Regions from separate parts of the Homo sapiens genome. Here region 2 is linked to region 1. Evidence: read pairs that join two places in POLR2A ChIA-PET (ENCODE). Cell type or tissue: Panc1. All regions are shown on one strand. Each heading gives the region's core, and the rest is flanking DNA. Links, peaks and the distances in the headings are about the cores only. Region 1 overlaps ARHGAP19 (Rho GTPase activating protein 19). Region 2 has its middle 7.0 kb from the start of FRAT2.

Region 1 (6,716 bases), core at 1-5,000:
TGAAAGGCTTTGTGAAGGGTCTTTTAAGTGTAAAGTAGTCTTTAGACCATTTATTTTAATAATAATCTTTCTGCTTCCTTTTTGCCTGTCCTCTGCTTTGTTTTATGCTAAACAGACTTGCGAGTAGAGGGTTTGTTTAGAGTACCGGGTAATAGTGTCCGACAGCAGATTTTAAGGGATGCTCTCAATAATGGAACTGACATTGACTTGGAATCAGGGGAATTTCACTCAAATGATGTTGCCACTTTGCTGAAGATGTTTCTAGGAGAGTTGCCGGAGCCTCTGCTGACACATAAACACTTCAATGCACACCTCAAAATCGCTGGTGAGTATAGGAAGTAAGAAGGAGATGTAAATACATTTCTTTCAATTTAGTAAAGTTCCTAGGAAATTTCTGTTGCTTGTGACCCACAGAAATACTTCTATTAATATTGGTTAAGATTTCGTGATGTTGCTGGACTTCTCTGGGTACTCATAGGTATTGGCTAGTTAAGTTTAATTTTAATTGAATGGCTTTCTTGATAAATAAGCTTTGTATTGAGATAAGGAGCTGGTAGTAAGATGTCGTCTGAGTTTTATTTATTTTTGAATCTCTGATAGATCCTCGAGTAGTGTGTAGAACATTTTAGTTGGAGACATGATCTCACTCTGTCACTTAGGCTGGAGTGCAGTGGTGCAACCTTGGCTCACTGCAGCCTTGCTCTCCCGGGCTCAGGTGAGCCTCCCACCTCAGCCTCCCAAGTAGCTGGGACTATAGGTGTGCGGCACCACGCCTGGCAAATTTTTTTGTAATTTTTGTAGACATGGGGTTTCGCCGTGTTGCCCAGACTCAAACTCCTGGGCCAAAGCCATCTGCCCACCTTGGCCTCCTGAAGTGCTGGGATTATAGGCATGAGCCACTGTGCCCAACGTGTTTTAGTTGCTTAATAAATGTATGCTTTTCATTGGATTGATTCATATATTTCAGATGTTTATAGGTTCGGTATTTTTGCCTTGGTTTGGGGTTTTTGCTCAGTATTTCTATGCCTCGGTTGAGGGCATCTCTACTCTTGGAAATTTTATTTGTTTGTTTGTTTGTTTTGAGACTGAGTCTCGCTCTGTCACTAGGCTGGAGCGCAATGGTGCAATCTCGGCTCACTGCAACCTCCGCCTCCCGGGTTCAAGTGATTCTCCTGCCTCAGCCTCCCGAGTAGCTGGGACTACAGGCACGCGCTACCACGCCTAGCTAATTTTTGTATTTTTAGTAGAGACGGGATTTCACCATGTTGGCCAGGCTGGTCTCGAACTTCTGATCTTGTGATCGGCCTACCTTGGCCTCCCAAAGTGCTGGGATTACAGATGTGAGCCACTGTGCCCAGCCAAGGAAATTTATTTTTTTTAAAAATTATTATTTGTTTTCTGAATAGAAACACATAGTTCAAAATTCAGATGATTCAAATAATATACAGTAAAAACCTTCTCTCCTACACTTGTTCCCCAACACCCAGTTCACCCAGTCCCCAACACCAGTAACACTGGTTAGTGTTACTGATTTAAAAAAAAAAAAATTTTTTTTTTTTTTTTTTAAAAGAAAGCCTGTTCCCCAGGCTGGTCTCAAACTCCTGGCTTCAAGTGATCCTCCCTCCTCAGTCTCCCAAAGTGCTAGGATTGCAGGCATGAGCCGCAGCCCCCAGACCAGTGTTACTGATTTCTAAAGTATCCTTCCAGAGATATTTTGTGTACTTCCAAACAAATACATATATTCCTTTTCTCTGATTTTTATGTAATAGGTTACACACATGGTTCTGTGGTTTGCTTTTTTCACTTACTGTATCTTGGAGAGTGTTCCATTTTCAGCTCATAAATAGTTTCTTCATACTGCTTTATACCCATGTGGTAGGGAATTCATTCTTAAATTGCACGTCTGTTATGCTGCTATGGGCTCTAAGTGTTCACAGCATCAATATCCATTACTGCAGTTGCTTAGTTTCCTGCCCCTGAGTATTTTTCCTGTTTCTTCTAATTATATGGAAAAGAAATAGAAGATTTTTTCCTTTTGAATAATTTTTACTACTTAAAGAAACAAGTGTTGAATTTTAAAAATCTAATACGATTAGTTTTTTTTTTTAGCTCTTTTAGTAGCAATCCAAATGATGCAATGAGTAAATACTACTAGAATGTTATACAATTTTACAGTTATTTTGGGGAGAAATAAAGATGTTAGACCTTTGAAAAAGATTTGGAAAATATTCTTTTTACAAGTGTTAACATGAAGGATGCTTGTTTTGTTTGCTTTCCAGTTCAGTTCATTCGTTTAGTGCAATATTTGAAATCCTCCCTTCCACTACCCTGTGATTGACTGTTCTTTGAGAACATACTGAGGCGTGGCACAGTTGTAGCCTTTCATATGCCTTGCTGATAACTGGAAATAATTTTTGTTTTCAGTTTCATATTAACAGAGAACATTTTCTAGAAATGTTACCTGCCCTTCCTAAACCTGGAATTATTGAGGTTAAACAGCTTAAATAACACACTGTAATCATTTTTACATCTATGTGAGTTGTACTCAAATGGTTATTAGTGTCCTTTGAAATTCTCATTATCCAGGGGACTGTTTTCATTGATAACCTTTTTAGTCTGTTAGGGAAGAACCAATAATTCTGACCCTATTGGGAGCTGCCTGTTATAAGGAGCAGCTTGTGAATAAGGACATTCATTCTCATTTTTCATTCTCATTTTTCTTTTAGCTGTAAAATATCTGAGTGGGGAAAAGTGGAGTGAGTAGCATTATCAAAGGCATGTGTGGATCTTTTTTTTTTTTTTTTTTTTTTAAATATAGAGATGGGGTTTCACCATGTTGCCCAGGCTGGTCTCGAACTCCTGGGCTCAAGTGATCTGCCCACCTTGCCCTCCCAAAGTGCTGGGGTTACAGGCATGTGCCACTGTGCCTGACTTGGATATGTGTTTATTTCTCTTGGGTATATACCGAGGAATGGAATTTCTTGGTCAAATGATAACTCTCATTTTTTGAGGAACTGCCAAAATGTTTTCTAAGTGGTTATATCATTTTATATGCCCACCAGCAATATAGGAGGGTTTAATTTTCTCTGCATCTTTGCCAACATTTTTTATTGTCAATCTGTTTGTAGTTATAGCCATTGTAGTGGATATGAAGTGGTATGTCATTGTGGTTTTGATTTATAGTTTTTTGTTTTGTTTTGTTTTTTCTTTTTTTTGAGATGGAGTCTTGCTCTGTCGCCCAGGCTGGAGTGCAGGGGCATGATCTCGGCTCACTGCAAGCTCCGCCTCCCAGGTTCACGCCATACTCCTGCCTCTGCCTCCTGAGTAGCTGGGACTACAGGCGCCCACCACCATGCTGGGCAAATTTTTTTGTATTTTTAGTAGAGACAGGTTTCACTGTGTTAGCTGGGATGGTCTCGATCTCCTGACCTTGTGATCCGCCCGCCTCGGCCTCTCAAAGTGCTGGGATTACAGGTGTGAGCCACTGTGCCCGGCCTGATTTATAGTTTCTTGATGGCTAATGATACTGAGCATACAAAGCCTTCTTGGCCACTTGTATACCTTCTGAAGGAATGTCTATTCAAATCCTGTACACATTAAAAAAAATTTTGGCCGGGTGTTGTGGCTCACGCCTGTAATCCCAGCACTTTGGGAGGCTGAGGCAGGCGGATCACAAGGTCAGGAGATCGAGACCATCCTGACTAACACGGTGAAACCCCGCCTCTACTAAAAATACAAAAAATTAGCCGGGCGTGGTGGCGGGTGCCTATAGTCCCAGCTACTCGGGAGGCTGAGGCAGGAGAATCGCTTGAACCCGGGAGGCGGAGGTTGCAATGAGCTGAGATTGTGTAACTGCACTCCAGCCTGGGTGACAGAGCAAGACTTTGTCTCAAAAAAAACAAAACAAAACAAAACAGGTTTTTTAATCTTTTTATTGTTGAATTGCATTGACATTATTTTGTTATTATGTTTTGCTGTAGTCTTTGAATTGTGTTTCTGCCTGAATCTTTTTTCCCTCTTTCTTTGATGGGAGTTGAGGGGAGGATAATGGTGATAGCACTGATTTTTCTTGCTGATATTTTCTCCCCACTTTGCAAATTCTCTTTTGTCCTCAAGATTTGATGCAGTTTGATGATAAAGGAAACAAGACCAATATACCAGACAAGGACCGGCAAATTGAGGCTCTCCAGTTGCTCTTCCTCATTCTCCCTCCTCCTAATCGTAATTTGCTGAAGTTATTGCTTGATCTCCTATACCAGACAGCAAAGAAACAAGACAAGAACAAGATGTCAGCCTATAACCTTGCCCTTATGTTTGCACCCCATGTCCTGTGGCCAAAAAATGTGAGTGTTGACGGGAAGAGTAAAGATTGCTTGGTTTTCTTGGGCTGGGCCTCATTCTATGGCTGTACATTGGTGAGATTATCAAGGGTCCAAGGTCTAGCCTTCAGCTTTATGAGGTTGGGAACTTACTTTATTAGTTCATTGAAGAGTCATCAGACCTGAGAGGGCCAATTCCTGCTAACCTCACTTATAAATCAATCTCTGGTAAACCTACATGGCATTGTATTAGTAGAAACTCTTAGTGGGAAATTATAACTACTGAATAAACTAGAATACTCATTTTGGCTGTTCATTGTGGAATCCTTAACAGGAAAGGCTTCTTGGGAAATCAAATTAGTTTCTGAAGATCAAATGTTATAAAATTAGAATAGAGCTGTGTGATCTTATGGGATAATGTCACCAAGCTTATGGATTTATAGATGAGATGACACTTGGAGCAATCCTGCCTTGTCCTGACTTTTGTATTTCCTGTAGATATGTAGTCTCCTTGGATAAAGCTGAACTTGCTTCTTCTTATGGAGACCATGGTCTTCTCAGTGACTTACAAGAGAAATAAACTCACTCTCTTTTTTTTTTTAAATGCCTGAGGGATAAAAACACAGAGAAATAAATTCTCTGAAGTCTTTTTTTCTGTTTTTTTGAGACAGGGTCTCGTTTTGTTGCCCACGCTGGAGGAGAGTAACACAATCACTACTCACTGTAGCCTCATCTAAAGTCTTTTAAACAACTTGTTGACCTGGAGGTACATAGCTCATATTCCTGCCCACTTATAATATGGTTTTACTATGTGATGGAGTTGTGAGCCAGGATAGGTGGGTTGGAAGCCACACACCAGCGATGTTACCTATGTCTTTTACCTTTTTTTTTTGAGACAGAGTCTTCCTCTGTTGCCTAGGCTGGAGAGCAGTGGTGCAATCTCAGCTCAGTGCAATCTCTGCCTCCCAGGTTCAAGCAATTCTCCTGCTTCAGCCTCCTGAGCAGCTGGGACTACAGGCGTGAGCCACTATTCCTGGCTAATATTTGTATTTTTGTATTTTTAGTAGAGATGGGGTTTTGCCATGTTGGTCAGGCGGGTCTCGAACTGCTGACCTCAGGTGATCCACCCGCTGCTGCCTCTCGAAGTGCTGGGATTACAGGTGTGAGCCACCGCGCCTGGCCTTTTACCTTTCATGTTTTAAACAGCTGTCTACAAGCCATTTTTTGTTTGTTTAGTCTTTTGCCTTTTCTATGCATAGGCTTTTCCTCTGTAAACTGGGCATAATACAGTAAGTCCTCAACCTATTAACATCGTTGATAGGTTCTTGGAAACTGAAACTTTAATCAAAATAATCTATAACAAAACAAATTATTTTTCTCATCAATGTTATAATGAAAAGATGTTGAAGAAAATGATGTTATTCGAGGACCTGCTGTATGTCGGTTCACTTAACGTCATAGTTTCCAAGAACCTATTGATGCCTTAAGTGAGGACTTACTGTAATAGCTTTACTACATACCCCACAAGGCTGTTGGGAAGATAATAGAAATAGGTTATAGTAATTTATAAAAAATTTTTGAGATTATAAGTAATGAGAAAAGGAAGGTAAAGGAGAGAGATTGTGTGAAACATTTTACTTAAAAAATAACTAGTGAAAAAATAATAAAGTTCTGGGTCAGGAAGAGCCTCTGGGGGTGAGTAGGGGGAGCAGAAGACACATCAACATTTGTCCATATTAAGGAGATCAAGCCTTATAATGAAGGAATTTTAGAACCAGCTAACCAAGACTATAGAAAAGCAGTGAGCAAACTGTGGTTATAAAAAGAAGTAGTGACTTACGCCTGTAATCACAGCACTTTGGGAGGCTGAGGTAGGAGGACTGCTTGAGGACAGGAGGTTGAGACCAGCCTGGGCAACACAGTGAGACCTTGAGACCTTGAGACCTTGTCTCTACAAAAGGAAAAGAAAAATAAGCTGGACGTGGTGGCACATGCCTATACTCCTAGCTACTTGGGAGGCTGAGGTGGGAGGATCGCTTGAGCCAAGGAGTTTGCAGCTGCAGTGAGTTATGATTGCACCACTGTACTCCAATCTGGGTAACAAAGCGAGACCCTATCTCTAAAAAAAAAAAAAAAAAAAAAAGTATTTAAAAGCAAACAGATAAAGTAACAAAGATACATGTTGAAAATGAGGGCTTTGGGATAGTAGAGTTACTGAATTACTTAAAAAAGACAGGAGAAACAAGGGAAGGGAATCAATGACAATTTTGCTGTGTTTTTTGTTTGTTTGTTTGTTTGTTTTTTTGAGACAGAGTCTTGCTTTGTCGCCCAGGCTGGAGTGCAGTGGTGCGGTCTCGGCTCACTGCAAGCTCTGCCTCCCGGGTTCATGCCATTCTC
Region 2 (8,457 bases), core at 1,601-6,600, 67 kb before region 1:
TGTCTTCCCAGGCATAGAGCCCTTGCTGAATCCCTTCCTAGTTCCTGCCTTGCCCTTTTCTCTTTTTAATTTAATTTTATTATTTTGAGATGGTGTCTTACTCTGTAACCCAGGTTGGAGTGCAGTGGCACGATCTTGGCTCACTGCAGCCTCAACCTCCTGGGCTCAAACAGTCCTCTCACCTCAACCTCCTGAGTAGCTGGGACTACAGGCTCATACCACCATGCCAGGCTAATTTTTTATATTTTTAGTAGAGATGGGTTCTCACTGTGTTGCCCAGGCTGGTCTTGAACTCGAGCTCAAGTGATCTGCCCTCCTCGGCCTCCCAAGGTGCTGGGATTAAAGGCGTGAGCCACCACACCTGGCCCCTGCCTTGCCCCTTCCTTGCCCAGCTCTACTAACCCAGCCCCCGGGGAACCTCTCCTGCTCAGCACACTCCCGAGGCTGGGGCTGCAGAGGAAGGCTGATGCTCAGTTGCCTCAGCCCTTTCTGCTCACCAGCTGTGTCATGGTGGGCAAGTCAAGACTCTGAGTTTTTCCCTTGTGATTTGTAAAACAATAGTACTTAATAGGGGAGTTGGAAGGGTTAAATGAGGACTTGAAGGGGAGACTTCATTGCTCAAAAAGTGATAGCTGCTCATTCTTGGTACTACCACATGGCTTTATGTGCCACGAGGTAGGCACTATTTTTCCATCTTATAGATAAGGACTACAGACAATGGGAAAAGACCTACAAGATCTGAGTGTTTCTCTACTTCCTAGGTAGAGATGGAGCTGATCCCTGTTAGGGCAGGCACCCTGGTTGGCACCTTTTACAAGATTTTTTTTTTTTTGAGATGGAATCTCGCTCTGTCGCCTGGCTAGAGTGCAGTGGTGTGATCTCAGCTCACTGCAGCCTCCCTCTCCTGGGTTCAAGTGATTCTCCTGCCTCAGCCTCCCGAGTAACTGGGACTACAGGAGCATGCCACCACACCCAGCTAATTTTTGTATATTTAGTAGAGACGGGGTTTTACCATGTTGGCCAGGATGGTCTCGATCTGACCTTGTGATCCGCCTACCTTGACCTCCCAAAGTGCTGGAATTACAGGCATGAGCCACGGCACCTGGCATTTTTTTTTTTTTAAGACGTGGTCTTGCTCTGTCCCCAGGCTGGAGTGCAGTGGCATGATCTTGGCTCACTGCAGCCTCCACCTCCTGGGTTCAAGCAATTCTCCTGCCTCAGCCTCCCAAGTAGCTGGGATTACAGGTGCCCGCCACCACTCCCAGCTAACTTTTGTATTTTTAGCAGAGATGAGGTTTCACCGTGTTGCCCTGGCTGGTCTCAAATTGCTAACCTCAAGTGATCCACCTGTCTTGGCCTCCCAAAGTGCTGGGATTACAGGTGTGAGCCACCGTGCCTGGCCCTACTTTGCTTTTTACAATGGTGAAAGGAATTATTGGTGGTAGAGCAGAATCAGAACTCAGGGCACTTAAGTTGGTCCTCTTGCCCCCTGTCTGAGCCTACACACAATGCTCTTCTCACACACCCTTGTCACCTGTCTGAGCCTACACACAGTACGCTCTTCTCACCCCAACTCTTGCTACTGATCCAGCCATTTGCAAAGCCTGTGGAGGGCCTGGGCCTGGGGAAGTGTCTCTGTCTACGAGGCAATGGGCATTTCCAAGGTGTTGCAGCTTGGGATAGCCCATTCCTAGTACTCTTAGCTCAGGAATGATTTTGGCTAGGATATCCCTAGCCCCTTGTAGTGGATGGTCACAGAGTTGAGACAGCTTCGTCTTCTGAAGGGGCCATTGCCCATGTTTCCCTGATAACATTCTGCAAGTCTCTAGCCTAGAAGGACCAGAGCAATAGGGAAATAATGAGAAATGGTATGTGTGTGTGTGTGGTGTTTGGAGAATTAGGAGTTTCACATGGGAAGTTACGAGGACAGAAGCCTGGTGCCTTGTAAATGACTAGGAGTTGGAGAGGGTTCAGGGCTTAAGATAAAGATTTGGCAGTTAAGGCTAAGGGGGTGGGATGGGGTGGGGCGCAGAATGGGGCCTGGAAGATGGGCAGTAATAACACTAGCTAATGTGCAATAGTGCGTGCCATGTGCCAGGCTGTGTTCTAAGCACTTTTTCTTTCTTTTTTCTTTTTTTTTTTGAGACAGTCTCACACTGTTGCCCAGGCTGGAGTGCAGTGGCGTGATCTCGACTCACTACAACTTCTGCCTCCCAGGTTCAAGTGATTCTTCTGCCTCAGCCTCCCAAGGAGCTGTAGCTACAGGCGGGCACCACCACATCTGGCTAATTTTTTTTTTTGTATTTTTTTGGTATAGACGGGTTTTGCCATGTTGTCCAGGCTGGTCTCGAACTTTTGACCTCAAGTGATCCACCCGCCTCGGCCTTCCAAAGTGCTGGGATTATAGGCGTGAGCCACCACACCCAGCCTGTGTGTGCCCGGCCTTCTAAGCACTTTACAAATACCCAACTCATCAAATCTCTGGGAGGAAGAAGACTACACAAAAGGAACAGACAGAAAATAAAAGTAGACCCAGGAGAAGCCAAGGGAGACTGTAGGGTGAACAGTAGTGGGTCCACATGTGCACATAACACAAACACAGCTGTATCTATTATCCCTATGTATATCCTCTGTAGTCAGGCCACAGAGGTCCGGGGCATATGGAATCAGATCTTATTCAATGACTTTCACTGTCTTTGAATCCTGAAGTTAATTCTCAAGTTGCCTTTGTCAGCACCCTTAAGTAGCGTGTTTTGAACATCTGCACTGGATTCCTCCCCTCCTTAGCCCAGCTGAAGAAAAGTACTATTTATGCTGCATCAGCAGAAAGGGGTTTGTGACTTCAGTGTCTAGGAAAGATTTTCAGGAAAACCTATAGGAAACCATTTTTCACCGATCTTAGGCTGTGGAATCTAATTTAGGCAGTTACAGAAACAGGCAAAAGGCAGGGCAAAGGTAACAGGATGATAACCAGCTCTTGCTTTTTTTAACCCACCCAAATCAATAAGTCAAACAAACTGCCTGGGCAGCCTAACAGTTGGGGGTTGTGATTTTACTTGCTATGAGTCAGTTAACAGTTGATAAGAGGGAGCACTTAAACTCCTTGGTATCAGTTTTCATTTTCATTCCATTATAGCATCAGCTACAGATAATTCATTCACACAAAAACAACAGAAACATGTCCAGCCATCCCAGGCATGAAGGATGGTTTCAGCAACCAATCTGTCAGGTTGCAGCCACACTGTGGCAGGACAGTTAGTGACACAGGGAGCTGTCATGTGGGGCATCCACAACCAGAGTCCCCCTAAGCCCTGCCCTTCAAACCTGCCCTGTCTGAGGACCCCATACTGTCCCACTCCTCCAGGAACTTAGACCTTTATAGCATCTTCCCTTTGATTTCACCCCTTTTTTTTTTTCTTGAGACGGCATATCGCTCTGTCACCCAGGCTGGAGTGTAGTGGCGTGCAACCTCAGCCTCCCGGGTTCAAGTGATTCTCATGCCTTAGCCTCCTGAGTAACTGGGACTACAGGCGTGTGCCACCACGCCCAGCTAATTTTTGTATTTTTAGTAGAGACGGTTTCACCATGTTGGCCAGGTTGGTCTCAAACTCTTGACCTCAAGTGATCCACCCGCCTTAGCCTCTCAAAGTACTGGGATTACAGGCGTGAGCCACCGTGCCTGGCAATTTCACCCTTTTGTATCCTCTCTCCACACCCAGATGAGCACAGTTCTCCCCTGGCTGAGTGAATCCTTCCCTTGGCCATTTTCCCTTTTTAGCTGTAGTCACTCTTTTCCCATCTTCAGACTTGCAGGCACCACAACACATCATCTACGTCCTAAGCACCCCACTCCCTTAGCCTCTGCCAGTCTGTTGAAATTGCCCATTGTTTGCTCTGCAAATATTTACTAAATACCAGTACCCTGGTGCTGTTGCTAAATGCAGCTATGTTGCAGGCAGGCAGTGGCCTAAGCATTTTTACTAGCATTAGCTCAATTAATCCTCACAACAACCCTCTGAGGGGGGGACTTTTTTTTTTTTATCATGGGACTTTGCAACTGAACGTAAGGTTAGAGAGGTGAAGTTACCTGCCCAAGGTCACAGGAAGGAGCTTTCAAGGAAGGAGCCAGGCAGTCTGGCTCCAGAGCCATGATTTTACAGCTACACAGTACAGTTAACTGAGGCCTACCGGTTTTCTTTTGGAAGTGTCTCTTGTGTTTTCCTCTCCCTTAATCGCCTGGGTGCCTGGGAGCTTTAACACCATTCGGCTGATCTGGCTGACCATCAGTGTTTTCCTCAGCTCCAGACCACTCCCCATGCCATGCAGCCTGACAATCTGCCTAAAACATCCTCATCATCTTGTCACTCCTCTGCCATCACAAAATACATAATCTATTGGGGAAGAGAACACATTCATTCACATATGAGTCCCTGAGATAACTCTATAATGACAGTAAATGAAATGTGAGAGTGAGAATGAAATGAACTCAAAGGCCACTTCCTGTGAAGAAATTGCATGCATGGTTTTCTCTTTTTTTTTTTTTTTTTTTTTTTTGGAGATGGAGTCTCACTCTGCCACCCAGGCTGGAGTGCAATGGCACCATCTCAGCTCACTGCAGCCTCTGCCTCATGGGTTCAAGCGATTCTCCTACCTCAGCCCTCCGAGTAGCTGGGACTACAGGCGCATGCCACCGTGCCTGGCTAATTTTTGTATTTTCAGTAGAGACAGGGTTTCACCATGTTGGCCAGGCTAGTCTCGAACTCTTGACCTCAGGTGATCCACCCGTCTCAGCCTCCCAAAGTGTTGGGATTACAGGTGTGAGCCACCGCACCCGGCCTATTGTATGGTTTTCTCAGTGCAGATTATAGCCAGGACTGGACAGGACAGCAAGTAGAACTTGAGTATTTGAATTTTGGAAAAGGATAGGTTTTCTGATAGGAAATGGGGGAGTTAAGAGCTGTGGCCCCAGGCTGTGTTCACTGCCAACTGCCAACCCTATCCTTTGTGATATTCCTGCTCCCTCTATTCCACCAGTTCCAACCCTGAGCTGCTTTGCAGGCTTAGCTTGGCTCCACCCTTTTTTTCTCTCTCTTTTTAGATGCCCATGCTGGAGTGCAGTGGCGTGATCTCAGCTCACTGTAACCTCCGCCTCCTGAGTTCAAGCGATTCTCCTGCCTCAGCCTCCCAAGTAGCATGCACCACCACGCCCAGCTAATTTTTGTATTTTTAGTAGAGACGAGGTTTCACCATTTTGGCCAGGCTGGTTTCGAACTCATGACCTCACATGATCCGCCTGCCTGGGTTTACCAAATTGTTGAGATTACAGGTGTGAGCCACCGCACCCGGCCGCCTCCGCCCTTATTCCCTTCTTCTACACTTCCCTTAACACCCACCTATGCAACTGGGGTGCATGATCAGGAAACTGGTCTGACCTTCAGAAGAAACAGGTTTGTGCCTGTTAAGAAATATTGAAGAAGTCAGTAAGAGGCAGGGTTTTCTGCAGAAGACTCAAAGAAGTGGCCTTAATGCAACGTCTCTCAGGAACAGTGTTCTGTTTTGTTTATTATTTGCTCTTTGGTTCCCATACCATTTGCTCTTTGGTTCTAATTTAATTTTCACACAAGTCTTCAAGGTGCTCTACCCTTACCCACATTTTGCAAATGAGTTCATTGAGCTTACTGAACCTGTCCCATATCACACAGCCGACAGTGGAGGGCTGCCTGCAGACCCCCCACTCTTACCTATTATGTCTTTTGGGTAACACTGGTAGGGGCAGGTCAATTGCTCTCCCTTCAGTTATGATGGAAAACCAGGAGGAAACACTACTCGGAAGAGTTTTGCCCCTTTGCCTGCACCAGCTTTCACAGTGTTCAAATGGAGCGCACCTCGGAGTGGAAACCTCTCTGAGCTTCCATCTCTAAATGAGGCGGTAGCATCAGACTGCTGAAAGCTGAGCTCTCCGGGGGCTGATGGTCTGTGATTACTGAGCATTGGTAGAAGTGGGGGCTAATTGAGTGAGTTAGTAATTTCGTTGCCAAGGTAACTCTTTCCTGATTGGAAGGAAGGGATCACAGGTTTCAACATAGACTTTGCTAGATAGGAAAGTGGTGTCTGATCTTCGCTCCAGCTTTCTGCATCTGAGCTGGAAAAAGAGCAAAAACGGGTAAAAATTGAATCCAAATATTGTCGGATGTATGCCTAATTTAGAATGAAATCTTGGGGTGGCAGACTCTGGAGTTCTCTGTGAGGTGTGGCATTCTTTTCTCTAAATCACTTATTTGCCAATGTATGTGTCACTTTGTTTCATTCCATTTGTAGCTTTGTTCTCATATCTCACCCAGGCCATTTTCTGTGGCCAGCTGTCTTCATAGGATGCTGAACATTTTGTAAGGAAATGGCATTCCCTAACTCAGCCTAGGAACTTGGAGCAGAATTTTCCAGGGTTCCAATGGCAGGGTCACCAATTTGGGCAATTGTAGGGATGTCATTCCCATGGTAGCCTATGTGCAGAGTTGTGCAGTGAACAATATTGGACCATGTTTGATGATATGGAGCCACTGGAAAGAGCCCTGAGTTGGGAGCTGGGAGACCTAGGTTCTAGACTCTGCTAGGCCTCTGGCTTCATAAACAACTTTGGTAGGTCATTCTTCCCTGCTCACTTCCTTGGACTATTTTTCCACCTATAAAATGGTCTAATATGACTTTTTTTTTTTTTTTTTTTTTGAGACAGAGGTTTTGCTCTTTTTTGCCCAGGCTGGAGTGCAACGGTGAGATCTCAGCTCACTGCACGCTCCACCTCCTGGGTTCAAGCGATTTTCCTGGCTCAGCCTCCTAGTAGCTGGGATTACAGATGCCCACCACCACGTCCAGCTAACTTTTGTATTTTTAGTAGAGACGAGGGTTCCCCATTTTGGCCACGCTGGTCTTGAACTCTTGACCTCAGGTGATCCACCTGCCTCGACCTCCCAGAGTCCTAGGATTACAGGCATGAGCCACCACGTCTGCCCCAATATGACTTTTAAAATACTTTATGTAAATCCTGGCTGGGCGAGGTGGCTCACACTTGTAATCCCAGCACTTTGGGAGGCTGAGGCAGGTGGATTGCTTGAGCCCAAGAGTTTGAGAACAGCCTGGGCAACATGGCAAAACCTTGTCTTTATAAAAAATTTTAAAATTATCCAGGCATGGTGGCACGCACCTGTAGTCCAATTACTCAAGAGATGGGAGAATCACTTGAGTCCAGGAGGTGGAGGTTGCAGTGAGCTGAGATCTCACCGTTGCACTCCTGGGTGACTGACTGAGACCCCGTCACAAACAAACAAACAAACAAAAAACCCCACACTTTATGTAAATCCTGACTTATCCCAAAAAAAGTATTTTGGGGTGAATAGTAAAACTTGGCAGGATTTGGCTGGGTGCGGTGGCTCATGCCTGTAATCCCAGCACTTTGGGAGGCCGAGGCGGGCGGATCAGGAGGTCAGGAGATCGAGACCATCCTGGCTAACGCGGTGAAACCCCATCTCTACTAAAAATACAAAAAATTAGCCGGGCATGGTGGCGGGCACCTGTAGTCCCAGCTATTCCAGAGGCTGAGGCAGGAGAATGGTGTGACCCCAGGAGGTGGAGGTTGCAGTAAGCCGAGATCATGCCACTGCACTCCAGCCTGGGTGACAGAGCGAGACTTCGTCTAAAAAAAAAGAAAAAACTTGGCAGGATTTGAAAAAAAAAAAAAAAAAAAAAACAGGCCGGATGCGGTGGCTCACGCCTAAAATCCCAGCACTTTGGGAGGCCGAGGCAGGCGGATCACCTGAGGTTAGGAGTTCCAGACCAGCCTGGGTAACATGGGGAAACTCCGCCTCTACAAATATACAAAAATTAGCTGGGCGTGATGGCGGGTGCCTGTAGTCCCAGCTACTCAGGAGACTGAGGCGGGAGAATCACTTGAACCCAGGAGGTGGAGCTTGCAGTGGGCCGAGATCACGCCATTGCACTCCAGCCTGGGTGACAGAGCAAGACTCTGTCTCAAAAATAAATAAGTAAATAAGATAAAAAATAAAAACACAGATGAACGGTTACTGGATTATAATGTGTTTAGAGTGCTAACTTGCTTTATGTAGAGAGGCTTTAGTTTTTCCCAATTTTCCTTTTTTAGGAGTGGGTTGTTCTGCATGGGCCCTAAGGTTGAGTCTGAACTTAACCAGTCATTCTTATTACAAGAAGCTATGCACAGTCGGTGCAGTGACATCAAATCATAGCCTATTTCAGGATGGAAAGCCCTGGATTGCTCATAACCCCTTGACCTTGGATAAATCGTACATCAACTAAGAATGGGAACTGGGGACTTCAGGGCTACTCCCATGCCAGGGGACATCAGCACCTGGCCACTTTCCCCTCATGCTCAGCGCCCAGAGGTGGTGCCCACTACACTATTGGGGGCTCCTTTTCCTCAGTTTGTAT

Evidence for each region. ChIA-PET counts read pairs that join two places held together with the same protein. Peaks named below come from ENCODE experiments on the same cell type or tissue, not always from the same donor. Only the 100,000 strongest peaks of a DNase experiment are listed, where the experiment ranks them.
Region 2: POLR2A ChIA-PET joins it to region 1 with 12 read pairs; 20 of 35 experiments call an interaction of 5 or more read pairs at or near these places.

What each region holds. Positions count from the first base shown.
Region 1 is chr10:97,257,029-97,263,744 of GRCh38, reverse strand. It overlaps ARHGAP19 (Rho GTPase activating protein 19), which reads left to right. Exons shown (of 12, transcript NM_032900.6): 4 at 116-325; 5 at 4,117-4,343. ARHGAP19-SLIT1 (ARHGAP19-SLIT1 readthrough (NMD candidate)) reads left to right here. Exons shown (of 15, transcript NR_037909.1): 4 at 116-325; 5 at 4,117-4,343. Among named protein-coding and RNA genes, the nearest start is that of ARHGAP19, 32 kb to the left of the region's middle. In Panc1, for the core only: no CTCF peak of the experiment used is centred there; no DNase peak of the experiment used is centred there; H3K27ac peaks cover 364 bases.
Region 2 is chr10:97,323,502-97,331,958 of GRCh38, reverse strand. No RefSeq gene overlaps it. Among named protein-coding and RNA genes, the nearest start is that of FRAT2, 7.0 kb to the left of the region's middle. RefSeq lists an enhancer at 2,993-3,182. In Panc1, for the core only: no CTCF peak of the experiment used is centred there; a DNase peak (open chromatin) is centred at 3,903; H3K27ac peaks cover 4,934 bases.